Linked DNA regions of Homo sapiens: all the other regions are linked to region 3. Evidence: chromatin loops called from intact Hi-C (ENCODE). Cell type or tissue: endothelial cell of umbilical vein. All regions are shown on one strand. Region 1 overlaps BLOC1S5-TXNDC5 (BLOC1S5-TXNDC5 readthrough (NMD candidate)). Region 2 overlaps BLOC1S5-TXNDC5 (BLOC1S5-TXNDC5 readthrough (NMD candidate)). Region 3 overlaps BLOC1S5 (biogenesis of lysosomal organelles complex 1 subunit 5).

Evidence for each region. Peaks named below come from ENCODE experiments on the same cell type or tissue, not always from the same donor. Only the 100,000 strongest peaks of a DNase experiment are listed, where the experiment ranks them.
Region 1: it touches region 3 in a loop (4-fold over the local background); 16 of 110 quality-filtered maps call a loop at or near these places.
Region 2: it touches region 3 in a loop (2.1-fold over the local background); 12 of 110 quality-filtered maps call a loop at or near these places.

The regions. Positions count from the first base shown.
Region 1 is chr6:8,003,982-8,008,981 of GRCh38, forward strand. All of the region lies in intron 4 of BLOC1S5-TXNDC5 (BLOC1S5-TXNDC5 readthrough (NMD candidate)), which reads right to left. Among named protein-coding and RNA genes, the nearest start is that of BLOC1S5, 58 kb to the right of the region's middle. In endothelial cell of umbilical vein, a CTCF peak has its summit at 2,436 (motif pointing left); DNase peaks (open chromatin) are centred at 850 and 2,440; H3K27ac peaks cover 1,593 bases.
Region 2 is chr6:7,989,669-7,994,668 of GRCh38, forward strand. All of the region lies in intron 4 of BLOC1S5-TXNDC5 (BLOC1S5-TXNDC5 readthrough (NMD candidate)), which reads right to left. It also overlaps the pseudogene PIP5K1P1. Among named protein-coding and RNA genes, the nearest start is that of BLOC1S5, 72 kb to the right of the region's middle. In endothelial cell of umbilical vein, a CTCF peak has its summit at 2,518 (motif pointing left); DNase peaks (open chromatin) are centred at 843, 2,563 and 2,983; H3K27ac peaks cover 3,873 bases.
Region 3 is chr6:8,056,465-8,061,464 of GRCh38, forward strand. The region is part of intron 2 of BLOC1S5 (biogenesis of lysosomal organelles complex 1 subunit 5); the gene reads right to left. All of the region lies in intron 2 of BLOC1S5-TXNDC5 (BLOC1S5-TXNDC5 readthrough (NMD candidate)), which reads right to left. All of the region lies in intron 4 of EEF1E1-BLOC1S5 (EEF1E1-BLOC1S5 readthrough (NMD candidate)), which reads right to left. Among named protein-coding and RNA genes, the nearest start is that of BLOC1S5, 5.4 kb to the right of the region's middle. In endothelial cell of umbilical vein, a CTCF peak has its summit at 2,912 (motif pointing left); a DNase peak (open chromatin) is centred at 2,817; H3K27ac peaks cover 916 bases.

The DNA of each region.
Region 1 (5,000 bases), 52 kb before region 3:
TCAATTATTGTAAAACACAAATGCAATGTAAATAGCAAGGATAACTCAAATCTTCCTTAACCAAACTAACTCATGGTCAGCCTTGTAATACAGCAAGAACTTCCCTTTTCTTTTCTCTTTATTTCAATAGTTGTTGGGGAACTGGAGAAGTTCTTTAGTGGTGGTTTCTGAGATTTTGGTGCACCCATCACCTGAGCAGTGTACACTGCACCCAATGTGTAGTCTTCTATCTCTCACCCCTTTACATCCTTCCTCCCGAGCCCCCAAAATCCATGATATCATTCTTATGCCTTTGCATCCTCATAGCCCCCACGAACTCCCCTTTTTAATATGTGGTCAGCACATGTCCTATGCATGGGATATAAAACAGCATAAAACATTCTTTTCCTTGAATAATTCAGTCTTCTGGGAAAGGAAATGGGAAATCCTTAAATAGAGGTAGCTGCTTAATAAAACCTGATGTATTTTCGCACTGATTATAAAAAGCAAAATACTTACCTAAAAGACAAAGGCCATTTAATAACTTTCTTGATTTCCTACTTATAGTAATGGTGTTCTCAAAAGCAAAAATTCAGTCACTTTGGGCTAAGAATTACAATTTTACATAAAAGAGAAATAGAGATTATCTAAATCTGAAGCCATGCCAGTAATTGTCATAAGTAACACAAACAGTCCATAGACATATCTATATATGGATGTTAAAAATTCCCATAATCTTAACTTCCAAGCCAAGATCTTCATCTCTATCCCTGCCCTGTCTAGACTAGAAATTGCTATTTTCAGCTACTTTCTAAAAAAAAAATCCTAATGCAGGCTAATAATTTCCTCAACCTATCAGTCATACATCTGAGTCCACAGAGTAACCTTCCTGTAACACTTTCATCGTGCCACTTACAGTAAGAGTCCCATTACCTACAGGATAAGCACAAATTATTAAAGTTGGAAATGATGTGAAAACCATCTATGTGATGTGTTTAAAGTCTCTGTACAAATTTAGTGATGGAAGCATGACCAAAATGCAAGTCTTCTCTCATTTCCAATTTCCAGTGCACTTTCCAATTTCCAGACTGATCCACTACTGCTTCAACATCAAAGAAGTCTATGGATTATTGTCTAAATTTCCCAAAAGTATGTCCACCTGTGTTTTTGATAAACAAGGGCAGAAACCAAGCTTTAGTCAGCTTCTTAGCCCTAGTTCCTGGAACACAGGTGCTTACTGAACTAGACTGAGCTGGAAAGATTCTGCCATCCTTTTCATAACGCAAATCCTATTGCATTCAAGTTTTATCTTTACTACAAATGATTCCCTGACCACAACTCACAAAGACAGTTCCTACTTGGGACTCACTTATTTTAGTCATACGCTGCCTGCTTAGCATATCATAGTCTTTGATGTGGTATTATGTAACGTTACGGTCTTGGTTTTCTACTTTATTGTTACATGTGCACAACTCAATTATAAATTCCTTTAAGATAGAGTGCTATTTCTGACTATCTGCCTTTTGGAATATAATCCTGACACAGAACAATGCTCATATGTTTATTAAATCCTACTCTGGCTTCCATGCTAGGTGGGGAAAAAAATACTGACAACTAGCTCTTAAATTTCTATTTTCGACCAATTGCTATATTTTTGTGCCTTTAAACATTAACTTAAAAATTATAACTGCCTTAATTTGGAGGAATGAACCAAGAGTTTTTTTCTTTTCTTTTCTTCCTTTTTTTTTTTTTTTTTTGGAGGTGGAGTCTCGCTCTGTCACCCAGCCTGGAGTGTAATGGCACGATCTCGGTTCACTGCAACCTCCCACCTCCTGGGTTCAAGCGATTCTCCTGCCTCAGCCTCTTGAGTAGTTGGGACTACAGGTGCGCGCCACCATGCCCAACTAACTCTTTTTTGGTATTTTTAGTAGAGACAGGGTTTCGCCACATTGGCCAGGTTGGAACTCCTGACCTCAAGTGATCCACCTGCCTCGGCCTCCCAAACCGCTGGGACTACACGCGTGAGCCACAGCGCCTGGCCAAGTTTTTCAAAACCCATATAAAAACATTATTAGGAATGTTCTGTTTCTTAATTTGGCTTTGGTTATACAAGGTGTAACTTAATGATTTTTGTACCATTCTATACTTCAACATAGCCCAAATATAAAGGGATTTTTACTCTACTTTTATTGCTAATAAAACAGCACATCACTTACATAATGGAAGACTGTATGTTTATGACATGAAGAAAGCGAGAAAAAAATACAATTCTCCTAAAAATACAGCAATCCTAAAAAAAAAAAAATACAGCATTCCTAACCATCATGGAACTCATAGGCTTTTCCTACATTTTGGTATTTTTATTCAGCTATATAACTTACATTTATTATCTCCTAAATATCTTTGTCCATAGATGGTATGCACCCATCCACATAAAACTGTTCAGGGGGGGAAAACATGTTATCACAGTGACACCTGCTGGTGTTCAGCTATACATTTTATATTCTAAGTGAAGGACAGATTTTTTGGTGTCAAAATTTTTCTTAATAAAATTTAATATTAATGTTTCCCACTTAAATAACTTGTATAATTGTTAAAACCAAATCTCTGTAATACACAACTGGCCACCTAAGATTTTTATTTTGTGACAATTATCTTACTGTAATTTTATTAACTATTTTCTTTAAAAAGACACTTTCCAAACAAAGCAGCTTAAGTATTCAGATGACATGAAGTTTTTTAAAAAGTGAATTAACTTGTGGTTTTCTTTTCAAATTCTCTATAAATTCTATTTTAAGGGAAACTATTACATTAAATCAACATTTACAGAATATTTTCTCTGAATGATAAATGTTAGCAATATAAACAATTTCACAAAAGTCAAAAATCAGGTCTATGTAGAGAAAATTTTAAGCACAACACAGATAACCTCGTACACTGACTTCTATTATGGTAAAACCTCACACTCATAAATGGTGATAATACTTGCAATGGAGGCTAACTTTCAATGCCTGCCAGGTCTCAACCAAACTTTTCTTTTTTAAAGTTAAAAGGGGAAAACAATTGCTCCAAGGAATGATGGAATGCACATATCCTCATTCATTTCAAGTTTTAAAAAAATACAGTACTGACCACATGGTCTGCAGAGTGGACCTGCTGGCCACAGGGCACTGACGCAAACGGCTGGATCTTGTGTACACACTCTCTCCTCTCTTGCTATCAGTAAATGCTGCACCACTTGAGCTTGGTGTTGTCTGTTCTAAATGTCCTTGAATCATGCACTGGCCTCTTCCCAGGGTGGCACTTTACTGGCCTCTTCCCAGGGTGGCACTTTCTATCTTAATCTTACCTACATTCATGTTATATTCTTTTTCTTTTTTCCTATTTTTTTTTTAGAGACAAAGTCTCACCATGTTGCCCAGGCTGGTCTTGAATTCCTGGCCTCAAGTGATCCTCCTGCCCCAGCCTCCCAAAGTGCTGGGATTACAGGTGTGAGCCACTGTGCTTGGCTCCTTTTTTAAATTGATAAATAATTGTATATATTTATTAGGTACAATGTGATGGGTTGATATATGCATACATTGTGGAATGATCCAATCAGGCTAATTAACATATCTATCATCTCATGTTATATTTTAACCTATGGCAAAGCCTGACCACACAGCGAATGATGAAATAATAGTAAATACCTTTAATGATTCAGAATATTTTAGAGCAGAATTTCACATATTGACTTATTAATGTTTGTAGTACATCAGACTATCATTTTAGAAAGCGATGTAATGATAAAGAAAAATTTTTGGATCCATCTGTACTATGGATTTTCATGGTATCACTTATGGATTTTTTTAAAAACCATGAAAGTATTATTTAGTCTATCTGATGTGTTGTTGCTAGCTCAACATTGGGTGGGCAAAACACTATATTCCTTGTATTTCTGTGCTGTTTTGCTCTTCCTCTAAAAGAATATAATGGGTATTTCTTGGTTATAATGATGAAATAAGATTAAACTACATATAAGGCACTTAAAAAGTAGGCTCTAAGTTATGTTATACAAATATGAGTACTGTATTTACTTACCTTAAATTAATTTGGACTATTTCTTCAGAGATAATTTGAAGCTTGAGTTTTTGTGAGGATCAAATGTTAGCGTACTTACTAACTTACTGCTCTTTGAAGTGTATCACATCTGAAAATCCAAGTTTGTTTTCTCTTGCTTATGGAACATAAATAGGAAAATACCAGAGGAAATGCTGTTTTGCTATCATTGCCAGACCAGTCACAAGAAAGCATTATTTGTAGCAGTTAAGATTCAAAAATGAACAGAGGGCTGGGCACGGTGGTTTATGCCTATAATCCCAGCACTTTGGGAGGCCGAGGTGGGTGGATCACCTGAGGTCAGGTGTTTGAGACCAGCCTGGCGTTTAAGAAAGAACCAAACGACTCTTCTGAAAATAAAAATGTATAATAACTTTAACATGGTAAAACCTCATCTCTCCTAAAAATACAAAAATTAGCTGGGTGTGGAGGCAGGCACTTGTAATCCCAGCTACCTGGGAGGCTGAGGCAGGAGAATCGCTTGAATCCAGGAGGCGCAGGTTGCAGTGAGCCAAGGTTGCGCCATTGCACTCCAGCCTGGGCAACAAGAGCGAAACTCCGTCTCAAAAAAAAAAAAAGAAAAAAGAAAGAGCAGAATGAGGAAGAGCAGGCAGTAGGTGATACGCTATGACTGATTTCCATTCTCCATTCATTCTATGACCTTGATTTGCACCAAGTCAATAAAATATTAACATTTTATTGGGGTTGAAAATTATGAAATAATTACAAAACCTTTCTGAAAGTCTAAGAACAAACTACTAGAAAATATATCGTCTGTAATGGGAGCTTCAAATATTTTGACTGAATTAATGTTTAAAATATTTTTCTGGTATTTTTCATCCTGAGAGACTTACAGCCCCAAATGGCAAAAAATAAATAAATAAATAAATAAAAATAAAAAGCCTCCCGGGTACAATTTCAGG
Region 2 (5,000 bases), 67 kb before region 3:
TTTTATTAAGGACAGAGTTCTGTAAGGGGTGGGAGAGAATATTTGAGGGAGGGCTGGGTCTTAGGGAAAGGAATAGGGAATCAACATTTTAATGAAGTGTCTCTATTTGCTTCTACTTTGTATCATTCGGAAAAGGCAAATGCAATATAAAAGTGATATATGGTTTTAATGTAATAAACTTTTATCAGTTATTTAGAAAAAGAAAAGAAACCGATGGATCATTTTGACAACAATGAAGAAAGGAGACAGGAACAAGGAAAAGTTGAGGTTATCCTGTAAAGCATCTTAAAGCAGAAAGCAAGGCTCTTAGTTTGTAATTTAATACACCTGACTGTAATAATTGTAAAACAAGGCAGGAGTCAAGGAAGGGAGGCAGCTGACGATGCCATGTGTCTGTCAGCATAAGGCAAAGGCAGAGCGAGGTGAAAAGGCATGACCAGGAAAGATGACATGCATTGTCATAAATAAATGCAGAGAGAAATAATTTTTTTTTGTGAAAACGAACGGACCCATATACTTTATAAACACAGGGTACCACTTATTCTTCAAACTATCTAAACTAGTCATGGATGAGTTTTCAATGTTTTTATATGAGTTCTTTCATGAGTCCAAAATACTATTTCTTACATTGTGTCTTTCCATAACTTATCTGCCAATAAAGATACCTGCTAGGGCACCAGGAGCTTTAATGAGAGGCTTCTTTAATGTTATGTTACTAGCATGACTTCTGAGACACATTTATTCATCCACTCATATACTAAAGCACTCATTTGAGAAGCACTTATTAAAATTTATGCTAGAACTAAGGAAACAGATAAAAGACACAATCCCTGATGCCAAGAAGTTGCCTGCCTTGCTGATGGAATTTCCTAGTACCCCATGTTATTCTTGGCTGTGCAAAAATTAGATTTTTAAACTTTTATTATTGTCTAAAATTATGGGTTATACCATTTAGAGAAAAAAGCCTCACTACTGTTGCAGGTTGAGGTTACCATTGGGATATTAGGTATCAACACAGGCCCCATGACAGGATTTGAGTAAAAACCGTAGCCTTTGCATAATGACAAGTCTGTGTCACTTTTCCTAAAACTGTGTGAAAACAGAAAAATTACATCTTCTTCTTTTTTTTTTTTTTTTTTTTTTGAGACTAGTCTTGGTCTTGTTGTCCAGGCTGGAGTGCAATGGCATAGTCTCGACTCACTGCAACCTCCACCTCCTAGGTTCAAGAGATTATCCTGCCTCAGCCCCCCAAGTAGCTGGGATTACAAGCGCGCACCACCAGGCCCGGCTAATTTTTTGCATTTTTAGTAGAGATGGGGTTTCACCATGTTGGCCAGGCTGGTCTTGAACTCCTGACCTCAGGTGATCCACCCTCCTTGGCCTCCCAAAGTGCTGAGATTACAGGCGTGAGCCACCATGCCCGGCTAATTATATCTTCTTATTGCTTTCAAAGATCTTAATGACAATAAAGAGAGCCAACGCTCCATCCCAGAAGGAAGAAAATGACCATGTCACTTCTGAATGTTTGCTAGGATGCTAAAGTAAAAATGGGCTGAGGATATAAGAAATGCTAAAGTTCAGGTGGCATTGTTGCTTATAAGTCAATGAAAATTAAGTCACATTAAACATTCAGTTCCTTAGACACATTAGCCACATTCCGAGTACTCAATAGTTACATACGGCTAGTGGCTACCATATTGGACAACACAGATAAAGAACACTTCCCCCACTGCAGAAAGTTCTACTGGACAATGCTGGAAGTGAAATGGGTCTCCTAAAAAGCTTCAAAGGTAAGGTTGTACATGGTGTCGATGAGTTTGAGTAGCAAAGAAATTATTTTAAAATTATAATTAAATGTAATAAGAGATATTTTTAAAAATTCTGTTGGAACTTTTAAAGACATAATTTAGCCAAACAAAAATGATACAAATTTTCTCCTGGAACTTTGGGTGTTTGGGTGACTGTTTTGAATCTTGTCTGTGGGACAAGCAAGAGGCCGTGCCCCTGTGTGTGGCCACCAGATGGACCTGGGATCACTGACTGTGTTGTCTTGGAGTCATCCAGCTGTTGGCTGACAGAAAAGGGAAGGGCATTCACCCTGCATGCATATACATGCACACAGACATACCCTGCCTGCCTGTTGCCAGCTTCCATAACATGGGGGAGAAACTTTTAAAAAAGAAGGTCCTCTCATTTATGTGACTAAAGTTTTGCCTTTGAACTAGTCACATGGAGAAACAGAATGGCCTCATCTGCAGTAGATTTTAGTTAATGCAATTTATCTGGCTCATGTTGACATACTATACTATTCTACACTCTACTTACTTGCTCAAATCGAAGTCAATTTGATACATCCTACTCTTGATCTTAAAATATAAGACAGTAAATGGGTGCAGTATTTCTTGGGTTATTTGGATGAATGAGACCTAGAACAATATGAAACCTGTTACTGGGGCCTAAATGAGATTGGTCAGTGCTGGTTTCTTTTATGTCTTCTGTCTACCCCCTGGTGGAGGGATTCATTACTAGTCAGAGCCAAAGAAGGAAAGAGAAAGAGAAAAAAGCATGAATTATTTCCTGAACATCTATTCAGTCCCTCAATAATCTTGGGTTTGTTGTTTATACGAGAGTGCCAGCTCAACGGGAGAAGAGCTGAAACCCATTATTTCCCTTTGAACATGTTCTTCACCGGGAATGGCAGGAGGAGCAGAGCAGCAGGAGGGCTGTCCTGCCAAAACGCTGAACTTGGAACTGAAGGGGCCATCGCTCTGGGTGCAAAAAAAGAGTTCTGAGCTTTGCTGCTCTGGCAGGCCTGGAATCCTTCCCTTGGCTGTGGATAATACCTAATGATTCAGAGGAAGTACTGTCAACTCTTCAAAGCAGACCTAGCTAATTGTGTAATGTTATTCTGAGGCACTGGGAGAAGCCAAAAAAGAAGGGAGGCTGGGGAGAAATTCCTTCCTTTGCAATGATCAGCTTACATCCTGCACCATCAGATTTGATTATCCTTATCTTTTCTTGCATAACTACAAATGTTATGACTGGTCATAGTGACCAGACTTCCAAAAAAAAATCCAGCCACAGTATTTGACTCTATGACTGCCTCTGGCGGTAAATTCCTTAGACTAGCTACATGCTGTGCAAAAAGCTATTTCCTTTGATTTATTCATTTCCCAGTTCTTAACTCCATCAGGTGCCCCCTTGATCTCACATTAGAGAATGAGGCAAAAAAAGAAAAGGAAAAAAGAAGTCTGTTCATTTTGCCTTATCTCCTTGCAGTTAGGAAATGTAAATATCCACTAACCTCTTTTGCTCATATTGCACAGTAATTTTTAAAATTAACTCCTTTTAACTAGCTCTTTTTTTTAATTGAATAAGTAATACAAGGACCTGATTAAAAGATTTAGGCACTACAGGCTGGGTGCAGTGGCTCACGCCTGTAATCCCAGCACTTTGGGAGGCTGAGGCTAGCAGATCACGAGGTCAGATCGAGACCATCCTGGCTAACACAGTGAAACCCCATCTCTACTAAAAATACAAAAAATTAGCTGGGCGCGGTGGCGGGTGCCTGTAGTCCCAGCTACTCGGGAGGCTGAAGCCGGTGAATGGCGTGAACCTGGGAGATGGAGTTTGCAGTGAGCCGAGATCGCACCACTGCACTCCAGCCTGGGCGATAGAGCGAGACTCCATCTCGAAAAAAAAAAAAAGATTTAGGCACTACAATAAATAGAAAAAGGAAAAGTAAGTATCCCTCCCATTGCAGACCTGCAGACCCTTGATTCCTCAGACCCTACCCTGAGGCAGTCATCAGTACCAGCTGCTGGTATACACTCTAGAAATATCCAAATGCAAGCATGTGTGCATTTTCTCCTTTTAAAATGTATCTTTCTTTTTCACATAATAACATCTTGGAGATCATTCCATATTATCATGTTTAGTGCTAACCCATCCTTTTTCATGGCTGCATAGTATTCCCATTCAAATATACCACACAATTGATTAACCAGTTCCATATTAATGGATATTTATGTTGTTTCTAGTATTTTTCTCATATGAAAAGCTACAACAAAGACCTCTGTACACATCTTAACAAGTATGTGCCATACCTTGTTAAGCACATACCAGCCAGTATGTGCATTTTAAATGTTGATAGATATTTTCAGATCGCCCTCCAAAGAGGTTACATCAATTTATACTCTCCTTTGAGAGTATGTAGGAGTATGTAGGAGTCCTCTTCCTCACTTCTTTGCTAACATATATATTAACTATAACAAATAACTAATAATATTTTACAATCTTCCATCATATGACTGTTCTGCCTGAAAAACCACACAAGATGCAGTGACCTCTACGTAACCATCAGGTCCTGACATTAAGCCTTTTGCCCAGTCTCCTGTAACACCACTCTCACCTGTATAAGCCCTAACATCTAATAGGGAAAACAAGCAAGATGAAAAAAAACAAAGAAAACGGGTTACATAAACTAACGAACCAGCGCCACCTACACGTCCCTGGGCTTCTGTACCACCAAATTCGTGAACTAGCCAATTTGCACCTATAACTGTTTGTGTATGTGTTTTGGGGGATGGAGTTACCAAAAGATTCCTAAAACGGTCTGCGATTGCTACTTAAAAAAGATAAGCATCAGTGATCTATGTAATTAAAAAGAGAGCAAGAGAAAATTAAAATTGGAGGGCTGGATGCAGTGGCTCACGCTTGTCATCGCAGCACTTTGGGAAGCCGAGGTGGGAGGATTGCTTGAGGCCAGGAGTTCAAGAGCAGTCTGGGCAACACAGCAAGACCCCTGTCTCTACACAAAAATAAATTAGCTGGGTGTCATGGCATGTGCCTGCAGTCCCAGCTACTTGGAAGGCTGCAGCAGGAGGATCGCTTAAGGCCAGGAATTCAAGGCTGCAATGAGCTATGATCACACCACCGCACTCTAGCCCAGGCAACAGAGCAAGACCTTGTCTCTAAAAACAAAAAAGAAGGAAAAAAAA
Region 3 (5,000 bases):
AAGGGGGAAAAAAAACAAAACATAAAACTATGCCCCCGCCACTGCCACCTTCTCCAGATGGTATTGTAATCTGGAAGAATCGAGAGAGTAGTGGAAACTATTTCAATGCTTATGGCACAGACTCATTTACATGTACAAGAAAATGGTCTCTCAGTTCAAAGACAAACACAACTAAGAACAGAGAGTGGAGCTATGCAGCTCCATTCAGGGGACAGGTTATTATTCTGGGGCCTATAAATGGGCTTTGGGGTTCCAGGGTGCTCCTGAAATTGTAGTCAAATTGAAGACATGTTCTCTATGCATTTTTCTGGGGAAAAAAATTCTTAAAGGAGTCCGTGACCTACTAAGAGAACTACTTATTTAAAGGGTTATTTATTGTAGCAGGCAAACGGGTAGTTACACACAGTAAGTGAATTAGTAGCCATAGCTCTCTAACAACCCATTAATAATCAATTTAAAAGACAAAAAAAGGCCTGGCGTGGTGGCTCACGCCTGTAATCCCAGCACTTTGGGAGGCCGAGGCAGTTGGATCACCTGAGGTCAGGAGTTCAAGACCAGCCTGGCCAACATGGTGAAACCCTGTTCTCTACTAAAAAAATACAAAATTAGCTGGACATGGTGGTATATGCCTGTAATCCCAGCTACTTGGGAGGCTGAGGCCGGAGAATCGCTTGAATCTGGGAGGGGGAGGTTACAGTGAGTCGAGATCGCACCATTGTACTCCAGCCTGGGCAACAAGAGTGAAACTCCGTCTCAAAAAAAAGAAAAGAAAAAAAGAAAAGACAAAAAAACCCCAAAAAACCCATGACACTATTATACAAAAAAGACGTTAGAAAGTCTCTTCCCTTAAACTCACCATCTGGTGTGCGTTTGTTTTTATGCTGATATTTTTAACTGAGGGGTAACTGTTCGCACTTATCACACAAGGAAGAATATACTAACATTTGTTTATTTATATATGTATATTGTTTCTGGCATGAAAATTCTCAGAGCAAAGCTCAGCACTCATAAAGCTTGGTTTCTGATGTAATCTGATAGCATTAGAGAGAAAATGAGAGACTGACATAATTTAAATTTTTCTTTCAGTCACCAGATTTAAAACCATACGGTGTCTACACATACTTCTCATGTGTTATATGGAACAGACACTCTGATAAAATGATGTTTTAACCTGACAGTGTCTCTAGTAATCTAACCAAAAACAAGGAATCAGGAGATCAAGTGAAATTCCTGTGCTGCCTTTGGAGGAATTTTCTCTTGATCAATTTAACCCACATTAGAATTAATTAAAACAATCCCACTCAACTCTTATAATTATTGCACTATTAAATACTTTTCTTTTTGTCTCTAATTTTAACCAACATTTGCTTCATTTTTCCTAACACTTATTTTTCTTTCAGTCCAAACATCACCCATTCTATGAAAATTTCCCTGAGCTCTCTTAGAAGTTGTTTCTCGAGTTGTTTCCTCTTCTGAGCTCTCAAGTCTTTCGTGCTTATAACAATTACACCATGATGACTCTTTGTTTACATGCCTTTCTTCTCCCTAGATGGTAAACTTCACGGAGGTAGGAATTGTTTCCTATTTATTTGTACATGTCTTGTATGACTGGTACCTCTGCCTCCATTCCCTTCTCTCTTGCTATCAACACCTAAATTTTATTTGGAGTGGTAACATGCCTATAACAGAGACTGCTAGCTATTTCCTAACTGCCTTCCTTTTTGCTACATGAAATGCACATGTAATGGCTGGAGGTCCAAAAGCCACCTTGTAGGCCGAGCATGGTGGCTCATGCTTATAATCCCAGTACTTTTGGAGACTGGGGTAGGAGGATCAATTGAGCCCAGGAGTTTGAGTCCAGCATGGGCAACACAGTGAGACCCTGTCTCTATGAAAAAAAAAAAAAAAAAAAAAAAAAAAAAAAAAATAGCCGGCCATGGCATTGTAATCTGGAAGAATCAAGAGAGAGTAGTGGAAACTATTTCATTCCTTATGGCAGAGACTAATTTACATGTACAAGAGAATGGTCTCTTAGTTCAAAGACAAACACAAGTAAGAACAGAGAAGGGAGCTATGCAGCTCCATTCAGAGGACGGGTTACTGTGGTCCCAGCTACTTGGGAGGCTGAAGTAAGAAGACTGCTTGAACCCAGCAGGTTGAGGCTGCAGTAAGCCATGATCGTGCCACTGCACTCCAGGTTGGGTTACAGAGCGTGACCCTGTCTCAAAACAAAACAAAAAAAATGCCACCTTGTAAGCATATGGACAAAGGCAACATCCTAGGGGGATAGAAGGTAAAACTGGAAGAAAAAGCTGACGTTATAGGGCCACCATTCCAGCCCTAAGCTAACTCTAAACTCTGCATATTGTGATAGAAAATTAATCACTTGTTAAATCCACTATTTTTCAGATATCTGTCACTATTAACTAAACACATTCCTTACTGATATACATAGGTATTCAATAACTGTTCCATAAAGCATTGCATGAATAAAGTTTGCTAAAAACTAAATAAGGAACTTATACAGGACTATATACTCTATAAGCATGTCTAAATACTTGTTGACCACCATCAGTCTCTGCTCTGCTCCACCTGAGAAAGGCCATAACAGTTCCTCCAAGGCTAGAAAGACAGTGGCACAGAGGACAATGCCTTTACCCACTGATACTATTACATTAATACTCACTGGAAGGATTCCACCTGAAAGGTGAGATCCTTATGAATCTCTGTCCATAATGTTCATTGGAATCAAGGGAAAAAGAGTTTGTATAAAGTCAGGAGACAGACAGTCATCTGTCCTTAAATATTAATGAAAACAAAAAGAGAGCTTAAAATAGCCTAAGAGGACTTCAATAATTTAAGTAATGCTGCCACCATGTGGTACTTACTCCCTTCTTTTACAAATAAAATTTTATAAAGAAAAAGGTAATTGTTGCCATATACCTTAAGTTTTTTAAACATATAAACAACTTTAGTTTTAAGTGCTAGCCAGTTTTTCTTAAAGTAACCTACATTCAAATGATACAGAAAAGATGAAACTTCCAGGAGGTACCAGCAGCTCTGCTTTGCCACTCTATCTAACCAAAGACCACATTTATTAATTATCTGATATCATTGTTTCGGCCATGATAGAAAAGAAGTACAAATAATGCAGATGTATATTCAAACCTAAAGCCTCTGAAACATGTTGAGCTTTTTCCTTCTAATTTGAGATGAGAGTTATAACAGACAGAAAAGGCATTTGAGCCTGAAGTTGTGTGCTACACTAAACCCTCAGGAAGGCCAAATGGGGAGGGAAGACCAATTGGTCTTGTGTTGGTCACTGTGTGAAAAGACTGGATCAAGTACTTTTCAAGAAAAGCAACTCAAACTTAGCTGATAAAATGTTCTTGAGCCCTTCAGAGACCATTCTTCAATAATAAAGACCATTCTTCAAAGCACCGTAAGAACGAAGGGTGGGACTATGTCTGTCTTATTCACTGGCATATCATTACTTCCTGATATTATGCCTCACATAAAATAAGTGCTCAACACATTTTGTTTGACTTTATATAACCAGCTGTTACTATAAGCTGTTCTGACCTGTTAAATTTGTGGTAATTTATTACATAGACTTAGAAAATGAATACAGTGCCATATAGAGAAGTAAATTAGGGTGACATGATAGAGTGTACTGGTTACTGCTTTGGATTAAAGGGCTGGAGGTGATACTTAACCTGCAATCTAAACCAAAAATAATGAGCCATGCGAAAAATGAGAAGTAGCAGCATCTTAGGAAGATGGAATTGCTGATGCTGTAACAATCGTGATGTGTTAAAGAAAAAGAAAGGAAGAATTGTGGCTGAAACACAAGGAGGGAAGAGTTGTGTACAATAAAGTCTGAAAGACAAGTAGAGGTCAGAGATCATCTAGGATTTTTAAGTAGAGCCAAGGAGCTGGAGTGCGCTTTCCATGTAAAGAAAAGCCAAAGTAGGAGGAGGCTAAGCAAGGGTGTGGTACAACAGGATTTGCAGACCATTTGGCTACTGTGTGAGAAAGGTTATTTCACAGAGATAAGACTGAAATTAAGGAGACCAGGTAGGGGCCTACTGCAGGTGGCCGGGTGAGGGCTGACGGTGAGCTGGGTTGGGATAGGGGTAGTGGCAAGAAAGATAAGTAGAAAGATTTAAGATATGTTTTAGAGGTAGATTTGCTGATAATGTGGTTGCTGAAGTGAAGTAAAAAGAAGAAAATATAACTCCCACATTTAAGAACTAAATCCACACTCTATACATGTAAAACTCAATACAATTTTAAAAACATATTTATACAACACACTGTAAAAATCTTATAGCAAGTTTGTATAGAAATTTCCACTTTCTTCTTTTTTTATTTTTTTGAGACAGAGTCTTGCTCCATCGCCAGGGCTGGAGTGCAATGGCGCGTTCTCGGCTCACTGCAACCTCCACCTCCTGGGTTCAAGAGATTCTCCTGCCTCAGCTTCCCGAGTAGCTGGGACTACAGGCACATGCCACCATGCCCGGCTAATTTTTGTATTTTTTTAAGTAGAGATGGAGTTTTGCCATGTTGGCCAGGCTGGTCTCAAACTCCTGACCTCAAGTGATCTGCCCACCTCGGCCTCCCAAAGTGCTGGGATAAATTGAGCCACCTCGCCTGGCCTCCACTTTCTTCTTACTAAGGAATTGGTAACCATCTTTACACAGCACGGTAAAGGAATAGTCTCTGGATAATTTTCTGTGTCTCCCACATTATTCTTATTCCTAATAAGAATAATAAATAATGATGACAAATAAATAAATAAAATATCAAAAAGATAAAAAAGACTTAAAAATTTTTTTTAAATGATGACGATGTGGTATAATCAGATTGTGGGAACTTACTGCTTAACGAACAATGAACCTATTATACACGTTAAGATGTTAACTAAACCAATTACACACGCTAATTAACATGTTAACTGAACCAATTACACATGTTACTTAACATGTATAATTAACTTG